Regions from separate parts of the Homo sapiens genome. Here all the other regions are linked to region 2. Evidence: chromatin loops called from intact Hi-C (ENCODE). Cell type or tissue: Caco-2. All regions are shown on one strand.

The links. A loop is a pair of places that touch in the nucleus more often than their neighbours do. Peaks named below come from ENCODE experiments on the same cell type or tissue, not always from the same donor. Only the 100,000 strongest peaks of a DNase experiment are listed, where the experiment ranks them.
Region 1: it touches region 2 in a loop (2.6-fold over the local background); 3 of 110 quality-filtered maps call a loop at or near these places.
Region 3: it touches region 2 in a loop (6-fold over the local background); 2 of 110 quality-filtered maps call a loop at or near these places.

What each region holds. Positions count from the first base shown.
Region 1 is chr12:7,994,381-7,996,880 of GRCh38, forward strand. It overlaps the pseudogene RPS20P28. Among named protein-coding and RNA genes, the nearest start is that of FOXJ2, 37 kb to the right of the region's middle. RefSeq lists an enhancer at 359-1,280. In Caco-2, a CTCF peak has its summit at 1,063 (motif pointing left); DNase peaks (open chromatin) are centred at 701 and 1,031.
Region 2 is chr12:7,915,734-7,918,233 of GRCh38, forward strand. No RefSeq gene overlaps it. Among named protein-coding and RNA genes, the nearest start is that of SLC2A3, 19 kb to the right of the region's middle. In Caco-2, no CTCF peak of the experiment used is centred here; DNase peaks (open chromatin) are centred at 578, 1,478, 1,858, 2,188 and 1 weaker place.
Region 3 is chr12:7,831,243-7,833,742 of GRCh38, forward strand. SLC2A14 (solute carrier family 2 member 14) reads right to left here. Exons shown (of 11, transcript NM_001286234.2): 3 at 1,480-1,572; 4 at 362-522. Among named protein-coding and RNA genes, the nearest start is that of SLC2A14, 40 kb to the right of the region's middle. RefSeq lists an enhancer at 2,447-2,500. In Caco-2, a CTCF peak has its summit at 1,046 (motif pointing right); a DNase peak (open chromatin) is centred at 1,059.

The sequences.
Region 1 (2,500 bases), 79 kb after region 2:
AAAATTTTCTTAGATGTCACTTAAAAACATGTGGAAGGAATCGCTTGAACTCGGAAGGCAGAGGTTGCAGTGAGCTGCGATCGCGCCAGTGCACTCCAGCTTGGGCGACAGAGCGAGATTTCGTCCCACCACCCCAAAAAAAACAAACAGTGTAGAGGAAATACATAGTTTTTTTTTTTTTTTAATTATTACCTGAGTAAACAAACCAAAAGAAGAAGAAGAAGGCCATTGCTCCAAACTCTCTTTCAATGTTGCTCTAGTGCCTATTCCTCACCTTGCACTGCCAATCTGCACATCTCCCCTCTCTGGTTCTTCTTTTTGGCTGCTGCTTTCTTTAAACAACTAATATTTATGAAAATAGTTGACAAGTAAGTGCAGTGGTGAGCAGTCTCAATTCCTGACTCAATACTGATGGAAGCAATCTGTTTAACAACCTCAGAAAGACTGTGTGAGTCATTTGTGGATTCTCATCTGGAAATGATCCTAAATCCTAGAATCTTCACCACAAGGCTGTTTTTCTTGCAGTGATTCTTGGAGTCTTGACATTCAAACTGGTTCTTCAAGCTGGGATTCTTTCCCTTCGGGTCTCTGATCCAATCAGCGCACACCTTCTCCAAGGATTTCCCGCTGTGGCTGGTTGGGGTAATCCTCATTCAGTGAATTGTCACCTCTGGTTCCAAGAGTGTATTTCCGGAGTTTTGTAAAGTCTAGGGCGGCGTGCCTATTCCAACTAGTTCCTCAAGGAATGGCCAAGAGGACATGGCTGTCCCTCCTAGAGCCCTCTGCTACTTTTCAGGCCTCATTATACTCTCGCAATTTCCTTTCCTTTTATCTTCTCCCTGATCTTCTCCCTAAATGTTCCCAAATTTATCCTCTTCTCTGAGGGCTTTGCTTCTTCAGGCCTAACTAAATACACAATCCACAAGCCACTGATCTCACCTCAGCTGCACCTATGCTAATTCTCACTTCCAGTTTTTCTCCAAGGCCAGTACTGGGAGGGATGGCGCAAAGATATACACTGCCACCTGGTGGCCAACTGCTAACCAGCTCTGGTAATACCAAGGATGTTACTAGCACCATAGCAACGGGCTCTGGAGGCGGATTTGCAAAAGCACCAGGCGTGGGCAGAACAGTGTCACTTCCTTCTTTGGTAGTAGCATCTCTCTGCCTGGAATTATCTTTCCAAATCTATTTCTCACAAAATTCTTTTCATCTTTCAAAGTCCATATAAATGCCACTTTTACCATGATCCCCTTCCTGATCCTTCAAGTTAGCGGATCTCACTTCTCTGAAAGTACTACAGGGTAGGTTCAGCATTTCGCTTGTAACTCTTACGATGCTGCTCTTTGCCTACTTCAAACTGTTGCTCATCCCCTAAAAACTCAGCTCCTTTTCAGTGCATGCCATCAGGATATTGTAATAATCTGCTGATCTCCTGGGTCACTTCCCCCACATTCTCTGAAAATTTAGAAGCCTGATTCATTCTCTTAGTTTACACCATTCCTACTGTCATCAGTCCTGGCTATTCCATGATGCATGGAGACAATTCATCGAATAGGCTGGCCGTCAGTTTCTTGTCCACTCATTTCCAATCATCTTGTTTTCCAGTCCACCTCAGTCATTTATTCCCATGGTTAATACCCTAGCCCTGGTTATTTATAATAAATGGGCTCGGCTGGGTGCGGTGGCTCACACCTGTAATCCCAGCACTTTGGGAGGCTGAGGTGGGTGGATCACGAGGTCAGGAGTTCAAGACCAGCCTGGCCGGGATGGTGAAACCCCATCTCCACTAAAAATACAAAAATTAGCCGGGTGTGGTGGCAGGTGCCTGTAATCCCAGCTACTCAGGAGGCTGAGGCATAGAATTGCTTGAACCTGGGAGGTGGAGGTTGCAGTGAGCTGAGATCACACCAGTGCACTCCAGCCTGGGCAACAGAGCAAGAGTTCGTCTCAAAAAAAAAAAAAAAAAAAAAGGCTGCTTGTAAAACCTGTATTATTTTGCATCTCACACTGACCATCACTTCCTCTCTAACCATTTCTTGATAGAAGCAGGATCTCTACACTATTAACCCTCTCAACTTTTCACTGCCCATCACTCTTCTATTTTTACTTTCCACATCACCCGACTTAAATTCTTTGATTCATCACCCTAAACGCTTCCTTGCATAAATGAGCAACTCCTGGGCACTCCCTTCCCCCGTCACATTCTCTGGTAAGAACGCAACTTTTGGCCAGGTGCGGTGGCTCACACATGAAGTCCCAGCACTTTGGGAGGCCAAGGCAGGCAGATCGCTTGAGGCCAGGAGATCAAGACTATCCTCGTCAACATGGTAAAACCTCGCCTCTACTAAAAAAAGAAAAAAAAAATGGCATGAAAATTGCTTGAACACAGGAGGCGGAGGTTGCAGTGTGTCGAGATCACGCCACTGGACTCCAGCCTGGGCGACAGAGCGAGACTCTATCTCAAGGTGTGCTACATTTGAAAAGAACTGTTTGAGTT
Region 2 (2,500 bases):
ATCCTGGGTCATAGCAAAGAATATTAGTGATGATGAGCAAACTAAGATAGAATGACAGGGTTCTGCAGCTGCCCACGCCTGCGCAGTGAAGAGGACTCGCGGGGTAACCAGAGCAGCCCAGGCCCAGCCTTTTTGCAGGGTCTCCAGTTTCTCGCCCCCCCCGCTTCAGCACCCCCCTTCCCCTCCCCCTTCCCCCCCCCCGCCGCCCCACCGCCTCCGTGCGCCAGTCCCAGCCTCATGCGGCCGCCGGGCTATTGGGAGGTGGGTGGTCGCGGCCGCAGCGCCAAGTCGGGCTGGCGGGCTCAGTGCTCGCTGGGGGCAGGGCGGCGAACTGGAGGAAGAGGGTGGACGTTGGTGAGAACCGCAGTTTCAGCCACGCCAGTGCAGCGAAGGCCCCCGATCAAAAAGACAGATTTGTTACTAGATGATTCATCGGTGCCATTCTTTGGGTATCTACAGCTCATGATGAGAGAGGACGGCGTGATGAAGGCCCACAGCGCGGAGCCCAAGCGGGCCTCATAAGCCTCACCTGCAGTTTGGCTGAAACATAACCTCGCAGCTCTGAAGCTCCAGGCCCAGAGGCGCTCCCTCCACCTTTTCCTTGTCTCACTTGCCCAGCCCTGAGCAGGCGACCCCTAGCCCAACCTCAACCATCTGGGGCCACTTGGAACCTTGGCCAAGTTTCTGCAACAAACACTTGATTCCAAAAAAAAGGAGGGTGGCGGGGTGGGGGACTTGAAATTTCTCTAAAAGCCCAGGTGGCTTTGGGAGGTGTGGAAGGGGGAAATCCCCTCAACCAATACCCACTATTATCTACCCAGCCATCTAACACTTATTGTGCTAGTTATAAATTTATTGTCTGTCAGCTCCGAATTCATCCCTCAATACCTGCTTTTTTTTTTTTTTTTTTTTTTGAGACGGAGTCTCGCTCTGTCGCCCAGGCTGGAGTGCAGTGGCACGATCTCGATCTCGGCTCACTGCAAGCTCCGCCTCCCGGGTTCACGCCATTCTCCTGCTTCAGCCTCCAGACCAGCTGGGACTACAGGCGCCCGCCACCACGCCCTGCTAATTTCTTGTATTTTTAGTAGAGACGGGGTTTCACCATGTTAGCCAGGATGGTCTCGATCTCCTGACCTTGTGATCCGCCCGCCTTGGCCTCCCAAAGTGCTGAGATTACAGGCTTGAGCCACTGCGCCTGGCCAATACCTGCTTTTAAAAGGTTGGAATTCCTTTAAGCATTTCCTTTTTAGAGTACTAAGAACAATGCTTTCTTAGTAGATGGTGCTGGAAGGATACTGCAGGATGAAGGGGGATTCTCTTGCTGGTTCCAGTGCCTGCACCATAGGTTAGCAGTATAGATGAGAGAAAATTTGATGGTGACCTGCCCCAGCCACACCCTGGCCTGGTGGTCACTTTCCACAGGGATGCCACACTCTAAGCCTCCCACCCCTCTGGTGCCTCGACTCCATCTGCACATCTGCATGTCTGGTCACCAGCTGTGTGTTCCCTGCTTGCCCAGGGACTGCACACCAGCACTGACCCAGGCAAACTACCAGACTTCTCTGCTCTCCAGTAGACTGAAACTCTACATTCTCCAATAAGGTGTGCACGTCAGTTTTGAGGAGATGGCAGTGGCCTTCCTTCCAAGTTTGTCATTTCTTGGATAATCTCCCTCAGCTCTAGGAAACTGCATTTTGTCTTATACCTTTTTTTTTTTAAAGGAGTTTTGTTCTTATTGCCCAGGCTGGAGTGCAATGGTACGATCTTGGCTCACGGCAACCTCTGCCTCCCTGGGTCAAGCGATTCTCCTGCCTCAGCTGGGATTACAGGCGCCTGCCACCAAGCCCGGCTAATTTTTCTTTGTATTTTTAGGAGAGACGGGGTTTCAGCATGATGGCCAGACTGGTCTCGAACTCCTGACCTCAGGTGATCCACCCACCTCAGCCTCCCAAAGTGCTGGGATTACACGTGTGAGCCACCGCGCACGGCCTATAGCTTGATATTCTTTATATTATTTCCAAAAAAAAAAAAGTGTCATTTTTGTCTTCTGATAGGACCCAGACTGACACTTTAAATAAACATCACTTAGGGCCGGGTGTGGTGGCTCACGCCTGTAATCCCAGAACGTTGGGAGGCTGAGGCTGGCAGATCACGTGAGTCCAGTTCAAGACCAGCCTAGTCAACATGGCCAAACCCGATCTCTACACAAAAATTAGCTGGGTGTGGTGGCCTATGCCTGTAGTCTCAGCTACTTGGGAGACTAAGTCAAGAAAATCGCTTGAACCCGGGAGGCTGAGGATGCAGTGAGCCGAGACCACACCATTGCACTCCATCCTGGATAACAAGAATGAAGCTCTGTCTCAAAAAAAAAAAAAATGCATATAACAAGATGTGAAATTGGAGAGGCAAGGCTTTTAGGCAGATAGGGCAGTTGTGAAAATGAATCAAGGCAATTTAAACTGGGACCTAAGGTCACTAGATTTGTCAGTCATGGTGAAGG
Region 3 (2,500 bases), 84 kb before region 2:
CCCAGTTTTGTTTTTTTTTTTTTTGAGAAAAGTAATCAACTTTGGACCTTGTAAATTAAGTATGTTCCTGGAAACCCCATAGTTGAGCTTACTAGGGAATAATTCTGAACTATCCCTAACTGGACTGCAAAGGCCAATCACTCACACAGTTCATCTCTTGCACAGCTGGGTGGGAGCTCTCCAGGGTAGTAGAGCTCCAAGCAAGGGCAGTCATATTCGGGGCCAGTTGGGCTAGTTTCCCTTGATTAGAATTCAAGGTGTTCTTATTCAAAGGCATCATCACCTCCCTGCCCTAACTCTCCACACTTGTCCCCAATGCATCTGGTAGAGCCCACTTCCTTGCCCAGTTTCTAGTCAATACCTGCCAAAGCGGTTAACAAAGAGTCCGACGGAAAAGGAGCCGATCATACCCCCGACGGAAAATATGGCCACAGACAAGGACCAGAGATTCGTGAGCAGCACCTCAGAGGGAGGGGCATTTGCCTTGTCCGTCAAAGTTTTATTGATAAATTCCTTTATGATCTGCAAAATAAAAGGTGGGAGGACAGACTATTACAGTTGGATGAGAACAAAAGATACAAATATGCTGGGTGCAGTGGCTCACGCCTGTAATCCCAGCACTTTGGAAGGCCGAGGCGGGTGGATCACCTGAGGTCAGGAGTTGCAGACCAACCTGACCAACATGGTGAAACCCCGTCTCTACTAAAAATACAAAATTAGCCAGTTGTGGTGGCGCATGCCTGTAATCCCAGCTACTCGGGAGGCTGAGGTAGGAGAATCGCTTGAACCCGTGGGGCGGAGTTTGCGATGAGCCGAGATAGCGCCATTGCACTCCGGCCTGGGTGACAGAGCGAGACTACATCTCAAAACAAACAAACAAACAAAACAAATATTAGGGATCATTTCCTCCCTAGAGAATCAAGGGAATAAATAGACGGGAATTGAAGAGGCAGATAACATATTGGAATTAATGTTAACTCTCCCTGGAATAGTAATTTTTCATTTGTCCTGAATATCCCAGTAGGTGGCAGCACTGATGTTCACCCCAGCCCTCTGCTAAGCGAACCTGGCCAGCTTGGTAACTAACCCCTAAGGGATAATACAGGAAGTGTATTACTATAGGGTGAAAGAGTGGGAGGAAGAACAGCACTGCCCAGGGTATAAGGAGTAAATGACCTTTTTCCTTTGATTAAATGACCCCACTAATTTTCCCCACCAATATTGTCTCCATCTTCAGTCTTGGACAGGATAGATACAAAGTTTAATTCCCCTAGTTGGGGGAGGGACCCTCACTAACTGTGTTGCTCAGGATGGTGTTTAACTCCTGGGCTCAAGTGATCTTTAAGCCTCAGCCTCCGGAGTAGCTGGGACTCCAGGCAGGTGCCACCATGCCTGGCCTTAAATTCTGAATTCTTGAAACCCTACTTAAAGGAATAATTTCCCTATTCCAGATTCTAATTCTTGTGGCCTGGCACTCACCGTCTCAGGAGCATTGATGACCCCAGTGTTGTAGCCAAACTGGAAAGAGCCGATTGTAGCAACTGTGATGGCAAAGATCAGAGCTGGGGTGACCTGGAGAGACAGAGGACAGGGAGGAGAGAATAGTCCTTAAAACTTGTAATTGATGACTGTTTCTTATTAATTATGGAGCTGTATTAGGAGAATCTGACCTATGAGTGGTATGAAAAGGACAAACATCAAACGAGATTTAGGTAATTAATCGGGAAGACAAAGTAATAGATTATACTAAAGAACTTATCTGGAGATAAGAATGTGAAGTTAACTTGGTAAAAGTGGAAAAGAAAATTGGAGAAGGAAGAAGTTAAGAGAAACTGGGTTGGTCAGTTTGGAAATATTTAAAAACCTGCATCAGGTGAAGGTAGGCATAGAATTCCACTCACGAACTGGGAGGAAAGAGGACAACACAGCCTTGGGTAGGATTACTAAGAATTGATCATTTTGGAAACAAATACAGTGCAGTCTGATCTGTACCCCAGACTCCACGGAAGCCCAGTGGTGGTGGTAGGGGGAGGTGGTAGTAGTTTGTGTCTTCACTGCTGGGTGGCTCTTTGAGTCTCTTATCTCTCAGGACCATGTAACCTACTGGATCTACTCACTGCATCCTGGCCCCATTTCAGTCTTCTGGTTTATTAAATACTGTTCTGCTATCCCTAACCTAACCCCCGGGTGGGGGAAGAAAGAACACTCGGCTCACTACAAACCTAACAAATAAGACATTTCTGGCCGGGCACGGTGGCTCATGCCTGTCATCCCAGCACTTTGGGAGGCCAAGGCAGGTGGGCCAAGGCAGGTGGATCACCTGAGATCAGGAGTTCGAGACCAGCCTGGCCAACATGGTGAAACCCCATCTCTACTAAAAATACAAAAATTAGCAGGGCATGGTGGGGTGTGCCTGTAATCCCAGCTACTAGGAGGGGCTGAAGCAGGAGGATCGCTTGACCCTGAGAGGCGGAGGTTGCAGTGAGCCGAGACCGTGCCA